2 separate regions of the Homo sapiens genome follow, and region 2 is linked to region 1. A link is a contact called in ENCODE Hi-C or POLR2A ChIA-PET data. All regions are on one chromosome and are shown on one strand. Each heading gives the region's core, a stretch centred on a gene start or an enhancer-like site at or near the end of the contact. The rest is flanking DNA. Distances are from core to core; before and after follow the strand shown. Region 1 overlaps PPARGC1A (PPARG coactivator 1 alpha). Region 2 overlaps PPARGC1A (PPARG coactivator 1 alpha).

Region 1 (5,515 bases), core at 801-3,300:
AATCAGGCACTCCCTAAATAGGTACTTCACATACAGTATCTTCCTTACTTTCTGCCCATTTCATTGTTGAGGAAAGATTTATACGTTGACACAAGCTATCTAATGGACCCTGGGTTCAAAGCAGGTCTGCCTGAAGAGAACTTATATCTCTTTCCTGAAGTCTGAATTTTAAAGATAGTAATTGACATATGTTATGTTAAATAGGCTTCATTGCACTTGCCAAGTGTCATTGATTGGTACTGTCTGCCAGGAGCATCGTGTTGAGAAAGATTCTAAGGCCAAGTCTGTGCTCATGGGGAATGTCATGATCAATTAGTGATGTCTACCATAGGTGCAGCAGGTGGGTGGCAAGGGTAGAAATAGCATTTATATTGGTGGTTTGTTGATCCTTGGTCTACAGGCTTAATCAGTTTGACTGCAGCAGCAGAAGTGACCCAAGCTTTGGCTCAGGCCTTCTGGTGTCTTCTTTTTCTTTACTCTCACAAATTTTGGTGAAATTTTCCAAATGTTTAAGTGGAAATGTAAGGAGTCAACAAAATTCTAAGACCTCCAGAATAATGCCTCTGCCCCATCTGCAGTGTCTTTGAGAAACAGGAGGGATGAGATAGGAAGTTTGCTTTATTAGGTATTGCCAGCTGGTCTGACTTCTTTGTGATTGTCCTAAACTAGCTCATTTTGGCTGATAAAAAAACTCTTCTCTTTTACAGGTGTAAAAACTAATTTGATTTCAAAATAGCTGTTAGTAAAGCAAGATGAGAGAAAAGAGAATGCTCTTTTGGCAGAAGGCATTTAAATCTATTGCATATGGAGATTTTCAGAGTGCTACACTTTTTTGTTTCTGAAATGGGAATGGCAAAGCAATGTCAGCTCAACAAGGTGACGGTTTAAACCACAGACACGAAGGAATTTGGGTAGGGACCAAAGTGACCCCAAAATTTTATGTATATGTATATATAGTTTTTATTTGTTATTACTGTAAACATTGTAACAGCAGTAGAACTATTTTATAACTGATAAAATGAGAAGAGCAAAAAATATAATCAGATGTCATCACCCTAAAACAAGTAGGCCTTCATAATTTTTTTCTCCATTGATATATGTTTTTCCACATTATTTTCATCAGAGGGGACATGTGATTTGATGTTATTTATTTTTTACTTAATTTTTTCTCTACGCTTTAATCAGCAGTCATTCAAAGTGTACTTTAGTAGACTCACAAATAAACAACAACAAAATACTCATTAACCAATTTGTAACTACCACTTTTATGTTGAATTTTACATTGCCTTTGTGGACTCTCAATTTAAAAGTTCACTTTGCTGGAAAAATGTACTGACAAACAGCATAAATATTGACAAACGGCTGTAGCCTTTTGGCATACATACTCCTTGTGTATGTGACATATCTTTGGGAAAGTGGACCAAAGTAAAATATGGGTAGTTGTCGGTAGTTTTAAAAGGAAAAGCATAGCATCAGAGAACTGGAAGGTGATTTTGACAGGCCACATAATCTATTCCTGTGCTTCAAGAATCTAAGAAAGGAAGACCCAACAAATTCTTTTTACAGCCCATTCCAATGCTTGGCGACTCTTACTGTCAGAGATTTCTTCCATATTTCAACCATATTCTTCATTTTCTATTTTCAATTTCATTCATTTTGACCCAGTGTCTATAATGACAATTCCTTTATTCCTAATTTTTCTTCTCTGGAAATGGTACCATCCTATTTCTTGTAAGCCAAGGATAGCAAAGGAATTTTCTCTCCCACATCAGCTTTGGGGTTTGGCAATAGCCACCTGAAATGCCAGGTTCCCCTTACCCATCCTCTATCCCAGCTCTGTGGGGAATTTACACAAGGGTCAATTAATGATATCTTCATCTTCCATGAGCAAGAGTTGGGGAATTAGGCTTATGTCATAGGAATGTTCTGAAGCTTTTCTCCAAGGCCAGTTTGTTACCCAGTAACCAGGGGTGATAGGAGAAATACTTAAAATGTACTGGAGGCAGGCCACTCCCAAATGGACTGTGGCCAGCCAGAGGACCAGCAGGGTCTGTTGGATAGTCTTCTGTGCCAAGTGTGAACACTTCAGTTGCTGGGTCTTGTGGAGCTCCAGTGAGTCCTGGGGAAGTAGGTGCAGAAGGAGAGAACACTAGGGCAGCTTTTATCTACTGAATATTTTAACAACTGCTGTAGAGGTAACGGTTGGTACTCAGTGAATATCAGCTTTCCCTCTGCACTCTTGACACCCACTCCAAATTCATGAGGCCTGAAATATGTGAGTAGGACAAGTCACACACCTCTCTTTGCTCAGTCTTCCTATTTTGGTGTGTTTTTAAGCAACTTAGAAACTCATCTCCTAATTTTTTTTTTCTTAAATACCTGAATTGGCATGCAACATATGCAAAATCCCACTGTTAAACAAACTTGAAAGTAAGTTGCAGATTTTGCAGTACATTCTGCAAAATGTTATAAACTCCAAAAAAAAAAAAAAAAAAAAAAAAAAAAAGATGCCATTGGTGAATAGCACATCACAAGAAACAGAGCCAGGGACTCACCATTTATCAGAGTCATTCAATTAAACAAACAAACCCAAAAGAAAACTCCTCCAAGAAAATCGTTTCATAGCGATAATGAAAAACAAAACAAAACTTGTCTTTGCCTTTTTTTTTTAAATAAAAGGGCTGTTTAAAAAGATGACTGTAGAGTATGTACCACTTCTCCCAGATTTGCTGTGCAGAAGTGCGTAAGTGTGAGTGATGTAGAGGTGCTTGTTTATTATGGAGCACATTTCAATGCAGTAATCATAAATATTGCTAAGGTTGTGCTCTGTTGAAATATGACCTACATACTCTTGATTGTTTGTGTTATGTGATTTGTCTGACACCCATTACATTCTGGGTAATAGCAGCCATTTGTTGCTCTGCACAGCAGGCTCTTTTGACAAAAGAAAATAGGCGGCAATAAAAAAGCTATAGTCTGAATTACATTCTGCACCGAGCTGCACTGCTGAGAGTTTGTGCAAGTGTGTTAACAATGCTCGGAACTGCCTCTTGTCAGCCTTCAGCCTGTAATGGCCATCTGTCCTCACATAAATCTGTCAAAACCTGCTAAGTTCAAGAGAGAGCATGGAATATACCTTGTACTGTCAACACCAAAATGTACACATTCCCCAGAAAATCAACACGCAGGAAATAATCCAGAGGTTATGGGAGGCATTAGCACTGTTGATTTGGGCTTGTGGCATGAAATCGAGAGTCCAGAGATTAGTGGGAAGATGAGCAAAGGTAGTGGCATCAAGGGATTGAGCACTGACCTCCCTCTTACTTCAGGGGGGAAAGTTGTGGGTAGCGGAGGTGAGGCTAGAGAAATAACAACTAGTTCAGAGGCAGCAAGGGGTTGCCTGTCTCATCAGCAGCTCTGAAAAGTTTAACACTATGTTCAAAGAAAGAAACATACTTCTTGCACCTTTGTTTTGTTTTGTTTGGCTTTGGGTCTCAACTGTATCTGGAGATAGGCTTTCCATTAGGGAGGCACTTGGTGATAGGAAATCTTGTCATCCGTGAGATTTCTCAATCTTGCTTTGAGATATTCTCCGGTTAGAGATGTTTCAGTAAACAATGAAGGGTTTAGGGAATTAGCCAAATTATTTTTCTCTCTCCATCTACTCACTAATCTTGAAATATCTTCCATTCAATAAGCAAATATTACCTATTTGTTTCAACAAATGGTGCCCGCAGAAATTTCCAGCCCTTATATTTTTACTCACAGGGCATATTTGATGGTCTCTGGGTGTTTCCATCAATTTTAAGTGTATATGCAGAAAAATATACTTATGTCAAATTTTAAAGAAGCGCTTTTCTATTAAAATCGATTGTGAAGTCCCTGGAGGCTGAGTCCCTGAAATAGCAGTATCTGGTGTCATATCCAGCACATAGTAGGTGTTCAACGAATGTCTGTTCAATGGCCACAGGCTGTCTAATGTGTGACAGAGGTAAAAGGCTTTGTTTTTAACCCAAAGAAAGTACAATCAAGGTGTCGCCACTCCCCAGAGCAACTTGAGAACCAGTTATTTAAGCGATAATGAGCTTGGGTACTAGGACAAGGGTTTCAAATTTTCAAGACTCAGAAGGATTTCTATATTTGAAATCCCTAGATACCTGAGCTATTTTTAGAACCAGTCGCTCTTTAATAGTGGCCTAATTTGGCGTTCCTGAAGTTTAAGGTTTCTTTTTATAAATCTAAAATATCTGTCAAGATATGTATACCTGAGAGTACAAAGTGGCGTGCGGCAGACACTCTAGGGCTGGGGTTCTCAGATGTGGCCTGTGAAGCATCTCATTAAAAATGTTTACCCGGTTTCCCAAGTGATTCTTGGGCTGCTGAAATGTGAGACCCACGACTAAAGGAGAATCTAGAAAAAATAAAATTAGTACAAAATAATAATGCAACAAATGTGCCCAAGCAACATCCTGCAAAGCGCTTATAACTGATTTGGAAAGACAAGACATAATTCACATTCGAAAAGAGATAAGCAAAAATGTATAGTAATATGTGATTGGTATCAATAGAGGGATCCTGACAGTAAATTACTAAAGAAGTAAAAATTACCCTAGCTTGGGGTGATCATGCAAAGATTTACGGAGTTGGATATGAGGATGTTGAATGCCATTTCCTCCAATTCAAGGGCTATGTCATTGGACATATTTGATTGGTATTTACTCAGCAAAGAGAGATTATTCCTCATTATTTCTTTAAGTATCTTAGGCTCCTAGGAGGAATATTTGAGAATGTGCTTTTTTTTTTATCTCGCTGGGAATTGCAAGTGGTAATTGAAGGTAGCATGTAGAAGAAATCAGTATGCATGAATAAGGCAGTGCAATTCGTAAATAAAGCAAGTGAAAATGGAGAGAAAAGATAAGATTGACCAAATAGGAATTTATTAGGTTGAGTAAAAGACATACTTATCTATGAGAGAGGAAACAAGAGTTGAGTGTGCCTCAGTGGCACAGATGTTTCATTCAGTCATGTAAGTCACTTCCTTTGCTACAGCAAAGAGAAGGGCAAAGAGCCATCCAAGAGCAGCTGTTAACAAAGGGAAGCCTTTTTGAGACTCAGGTGTGACCATGAGTGGAGTACAGTGTCCCATTCACTTTGTGTTTGCATTTCTCTGTCTTTCTGAGATTTTCTGAGTTGGAACTCCGAAGTCAAACCACCTTGCATTTGTATACCTTTTCTTCTCTCAGGGAGAATTAGCTTTGAATAATAAAAATTGCCAAATATTGGTGTAAAATATTTCACTTTAGAGAAAACATTCATTCTTTCCATTTCTTAATTATAAAGTAGGAGAGTGAGGCAGCATCTTCCTGTTCATATCAAAATCTCATGTGGCTTTCTGTGACCTACTTGGCTCTCGATATATGTGTGTTGTGTATGTCTGTGTTTATTTTTTTTCCAGCAAGGTAGCATTTTTTTCCTTGCAACTTGCCTTAAGTCTAACCCCAGGCTTGTTAGCAGA
Region 2 (5,515 bases), core at 1,762-4,261, 38 kb before region 1:
TATTTTATTTTATTTTATTTTATTTTATTTTATTTTATTTTATTTTGAGACGGTGTCTTGCACTCTCTCCCAGGCTGGAGTGCAGTGGTGCCATCTCGGCTCACTGCAAGCTCCACCTCCCAGGTTCCTGCCATTGTCTTGCCTCAGCCTCCCGAGTAGCTGGGATTACAGGCGCCCGCCACCACGCTGGGCTAATTTTTTGTATTTTTACTAGAAACGAGGTTTCACTGTGTTAGCCAGGATGGTCTCGATCTCCTGACCTTGTGATCCACCCACCTCGACCTCCCAAAGTACTGGGATTACAGGCGTGAGCCACCGTGGTGTTACATTTTAAATATTTTGAATTTTTGTTAATGTTCTTCTTTGCAGTCTCCCAATTTCCTTCCCTCTTCTTTGAATACATCTTCTCTCCTTCCTTTGCTGGAAGACCCTAAATGTACCTGTACCTTCCCCTTACACTTTCAGCATTCAGGCCAACTAGAGATAATTGGACAAGCCAAAGATCATGTCTGACATGGCTCGCTAGTGGCTCTGTGTCTGAATGGGTTGGCATCATCTTTAAGAATCTTGTCTTGGCCTAACTTGGGACTGACATTTTAAGCATTAAAACTCTTCACTAATTAACAGAGGCAACCTAAAGAATAGTTTTTGAAATGATGCTTGAGTGTTCTCTTACTACATTCCCTGGGAATATTCCCTGGAAAGCCCACAGAGTTGATAATGTATTTGAATCATGTACTGGAATGGGCTAGTATTAAAAGTTATTACAATACTATTTTAATTTATATTTATAAACTTATTTATTTGTATTATATAAATTTATATTTACATACTTTAATTTATGTTTATATTTAATTTATTCTACAAAATATAAATATAAATTTACACTTTAAATCTATATAATTTATATTTATATAAGTATATATTTATATACCTTAATTTGTATTTATATTTCAACTCAGCCAGTCCATAAAACTTGTAGTTATTTTTCCTGTCTTTCTAAAAAGGCTAAAAGGCAAATGTTCTGCAGTATGGAACTGAGTCTCCGAGTTAAGAGGTTTGCCAGGTAATTGCTAGCAATGACAAAGGTGAGATTTGACTGTCAATTTTCTACCTTTCTGAACATTAGACAGACTTCCAATATTCACATATCATCTCTATGTGGCATTTTCCAGGACTTTCTTAGGTCTTCAAAAACCAAATGAGGGACATATCTCTACTTCACAATGAGGAAACCAGGACTTAAAGGGGCTTGCCCAAATTCCCTGAGGTCAGCAACCTTCTCTTCTCTTTGTATCCCAAGAACCTAAAGGCAATGGTAGCAAGATGGTTAGGAGACTGGGCCCTGTAGTCAGACATGCCTGCCTTTCAAATCTTAGCTCTACCACTGACTTGCAGTAGGACCATGATTATCTTTTTTCTCCTTTTGTAAAATAGTGCCTGCCTCAGGGTTATTTATTCATTCAGCAAACATTTACTGATCACCTATCATGTGTGAAAATGTTCTAGGAATATAGTAGTGAACCAGGGAGTAAAAAAAATCCTGCCCTCCTGGAGCTTATGTTCTAGTTGGTTGTTGTTAAAATTAAATGAGACAATGCATTGAAAATGTCCTGTATAGTGCCTGGAATAGAGGGGGTATGCATTTTGACAGAATTAAGACAAAGTCTACAAACTCCTGGAAGTAATAGCTTTTGCCTTTCCTTGAATCTATAAAGATAGCAAATGTAATATTAATAAGTCCTTTACTTTTCCAAGAACCATTTCATTCCACGGAAAGCCATAGTAGTATTTAGCCATAGTAGTTGTTTTTATAATTTAGCCATAGTAGTTGTTTTTATAATTTAGAGTTCTTTGGTTGCAAACAATGGAATAGAAAACAAAGAATCAACTCTAGCTTCCTCAAGCAGAAAGGCAGAAGGATATGTATGGCTGATGGAATTGATGAGAGGGTGTTGAACTAGGCTTAGTACCTAAAAGACCTGGAGCCTGGGAACTAAACTGCAAGAGGAGTCTCATCACGATTCAAATGTCAATAGGTTTTCCCTATTCTGTGCTAGCCCTGGAGTGGTGAGAATAGTGTGAGGCTTTTGCTTACTGGCTCTCGGTGTGTATCCAGTCAAGGAGGGATAATTCTGTGAAAGGAAAGTGTGGTGCATTTACAAATCTACTGGGCAGTCAAGAAACAACCAGTGACAGTTCTGAGGTCTTAAAGCTGGATGAGTTATACTGTCAGCACAAAGTGTTTGACATTAAGTAAAAGAATGGGGTTCTTGTTCCCAACTAAACAGTGGGAATTCTACCACCCAGTGGCTATCCTCTGAAATTCCATGAATTGAAACTAGTGCTTATGATTTAGTTAATATACATTTATCTGTATGCATATGCAGATAAATGTATATTTATCTATTTAGTACATAAAATCTATTTAGTACGTGCGTGTGTGTGTGTGTCACACACACACACGCACATACTAAATAGATTTTATGAAACTTCATCCCTGGCTTTATTTGCCAAAGGCGAGTCCTCCATCTTGTGGTTTCTGCATCTCTTTGGCATTTGTCACTATGCACTTGTTGCCTTTTATATTGTCACAGGAATCCCAGAAACACCTATAGAACATCAGTGATGAGCATCTTCTGTGAGTCCAGTGGTGCACTGGCTCTGGGAATATGGAGAGACCTGTTACATTACCTTCTATAATTACATGTATTTGCTATTCCTGAGAAATCATTTGTGTGTCTCTGCCAGGAAACATTAGCCTTTCCATTTTTTAAGTTTTCAAATAATATATGTAGAAATAATATAAGGAAAGTACATAGTTCAATGCTTGCACTTAATTGATAGTCAATAAATGGCAATTTGTTGACATTCCAATACCTTGAACTTCCTGGATAGCTCTGTAAAACGGAAAGTGTCCTTGGGAACAAAACTGCACAAGCATGCTGGTCAAGATTCAAATTCCAGGGAGAAGGTGTTCAACAGCCTGCCCCTGGGCTCTGTGCCAGCCTCTCGGTGATGAAGGGAGAGTCCGGCTTCTGTTATTGGCTCCCCAGTATGTATTCAATGTGTACCTTTAATCAAAGGTAAATTCCATGAGGGAGGGGCCATGCCTGTTTTATAGGCCACTGTATCTTGCATGTAGCAGTTTCTAGCACATGATATGCACCCAAGAAACATTTGTTGGAGAAATGACCAAATTGGGATTCTCTCTACAGAGGCTAAAGGGAAATGACTAAGCTACTTGCTGAGTGGCTATCATTAGTGCATAATTTTCAAAAGCAATCATAGAATGGGCAAGACGTTTAATCTCTGTCATGAAATGTAACCTTTAGAGGGAAGACAAGCAATCACAATGTGACTTCTCCGAGTGTCCTGCAGCTTTGAGCATGGCCCGGGCCTCTCTCTGATGGGGCTGATGAAAGCCAACGAACAAAGGCATTTTGTATGTTAAAACAAACCACATTTAGTCAACAGTGTTTGCAATGACTAATCCCTGGTAAGAAAACACCAAGAAGTGGCCTACACCTCAAAAAATATAAGCACAGAGAATTCTTTCTTGGAATACTGGCTGCAAAAGTTCAGCGTTTGGCATTTGCAATGATTGCTGTTTGATTTTCTTTATGGTTGTGTTGGCACATTCTGGAAAGTCAGGAAGCTCAAGTATATACTGTGGGAGCTCTATGGGGTGGGAATAGGAGATATACAAGCTTTGTTTTGTATTATAACTATTGCAACACATTTCCAAATGTCACTTTTTGTCCATGGTGGGAGAACCTGGGGATAGTTCAATGTCAGATGGTTTCAAGTGACATAACACTAGTGCAGTAATTTATTTATTCAATTATTGTTTATTAAGTGTCTACTATATGTTGAGTCTGGTGACACTTTGGTTTTTCTGTGTTTAAATTTTATTGTTTCATTCTGATGTAGCACATCCCTTCCTGCATCTCTTTGCCAGCCTAATTCCTTATAACAATCCAGACTTCCCCTCCTACATCACTTCTCCCAAACCACCAACACCTGGCACCCTACCACAGCTTAGGTGCCTCTGATGTGGGCCCTGTAGAAGCTTTACATTCTCCCAGGATTTCTCAATCTGCCTGTTTCTTATTTGTCCTGTCTCTCCCATGGGATGAGAAGCTATTTAAGGGTCTGGGCTGTGGTTGTCACTAACCCAGTATCATTACTTAACTCAGTGTCTGAAATATAGTCGGTGCTTATTAAGCATATATTAAATGCATGCAGAATATGGAATTAAATAAACCTGAAATTATTTTTTGGAGTACATTATACAATGCACAAGAGTAGGCATTTTTAGAAGCATCGAGCATAGTAGGTCCTTGCTTGTCCCAAGAGAGCGTTCAGTTAGCTAAGTAATCCTCATATATTTGACAAATGCTTTCTGAATGCCAATTATGTTCCAGTTTACCATCTATTTGGAAGTAAAGATAAGTATTTTAAAATATAACTAACATTAAAAGTCTTGAGTGGTAAAAGCCAGATTCAAATAAGACAGTGAAGGGTCAGGGGTTGCATGGGTATATTAGTCCAGTCTCACTCTGCTGCTAAAGACATACCTGAGACTGGGTGATTTACAAAGAAAAAGAGGTTTAATGGACTCACAGCTCCATATGGCTGGGGAGGCCTCACAATTGTGGCAGGAGGTGAAAGGCACATCCTACATGGCAGCAGACAAGATAGAAAATGAGAGCCAAGTGAAAGGGGTTTCCCCTTATAAAACCATCGATCTCATGAGACTTACTCACTACCATGAGAACAGTATCGGGGAGTGCGCCCCCACGATTCAGTTATGTCCCACTGGGTTCCTCCTACACACGTGGGAATTATAGGAGCTACAATTCAAGATGAGATTTGGATGGAGACACAGCCAAATCATATCAGTGGGTGAGGATATCACTTAGGCTGGTAAAGTATTTCAACCTAGTTTATATTGGAAACAGGCCTTTCTTTCCCTTCCTTCCCCTTTTTTTCTTTATAGCTTCTCATTCATCCATCTGGGATTTACCCGGTGTCTACCATATTCCAAGCATCGTATTAGATACTTGGAATATAAAAATGAATGACACACTCCAACCTCAGGAAATACACAGCAGTAAAAAAAAATTTTAAAGGTGAATCTTGCCTTTGAACCAAACAGTTTAGTACAGTGTTTATTTTCAGTATAAAAACTCATATTTGTGGGACAAGGCCATCTTCATTTATATAGTTCTTATTCCTTCTCTCAAATTATGTTTCTTGGCCAAGTCTGTGGAACTGTTGGACTGTATGGCCTCTCAGTCAAGCCAGACACAGCTGAGAGGCCATCGGAAACTTGTAGGAATTTCCGGTAATTGGATAGGACCATAATCAAATTTTATATGAAGTCTGGATGTGCTGATGATGTGCCTTCATTTCCCAGGTCAGAGGGAAAATCTGGATGCCTTAATACACCCAAAGGTTAGGAGAGGCCTTTTCTGAAATTGTTTTCAAAGGGATTTCCATGACCAAAATA

The links. Hi-C counts contacts between places; a loop is a spot of excess contacts on that map. ChIA-PET counts read pairs that join two places held with the same protein, here RNA polymerase II (POLR2A).
Region 2: POLR2A ChIA-PET joins it to region 1 with 14 read pairs in AG04450. The contact joins two enhancer-like sites. A Hi-C loop is called at or near these places in 1 of 168 maps with a recorded cell type or tissue (astrocyte of the cerebellum). POLR2A ChIA-PET finds 5 or more read pairs at or near these places in 2 of 52 experiments (AG04450 and Panc1).

Annotation. Positions count from the first base shown.
Region 1 is chr4:23,815,831-23,821,345 of GRCh38, reverse strand. All of the region lies in intron 7 of PPARGC1A (PPARG coactivator 1 alpha), which reads left to right. Among named protein-coding and RNA genes, the nearest start is that of PPARGC1A-AS1, 49 kb to the right of the region's middle. Within about 2 kb of position 2,050, at least 4 of the 41 ENCODE cell types and tissues checked have a DNase peak (open chromatin) inside an H3K27ac peak, as active enhancers do.
Region 2 is chr4:23,854,312-23,859,826 of GRCh38, reverse strand. The region is part of intron 2 of PPARGC1A (PPARG coactivator 1 alpha); the gene reads left to right. Among named protein-coding and RNA genes, the nearest start is that of PPARGC1A, 33 kb to the left of the region's middle. Within about 2 kb of position 3,011, at least 6 of the 41 ENCODE cell types and tissues checked have a DNase peak (open chromatin) inside an H3K27ac peak, as active enhancers do.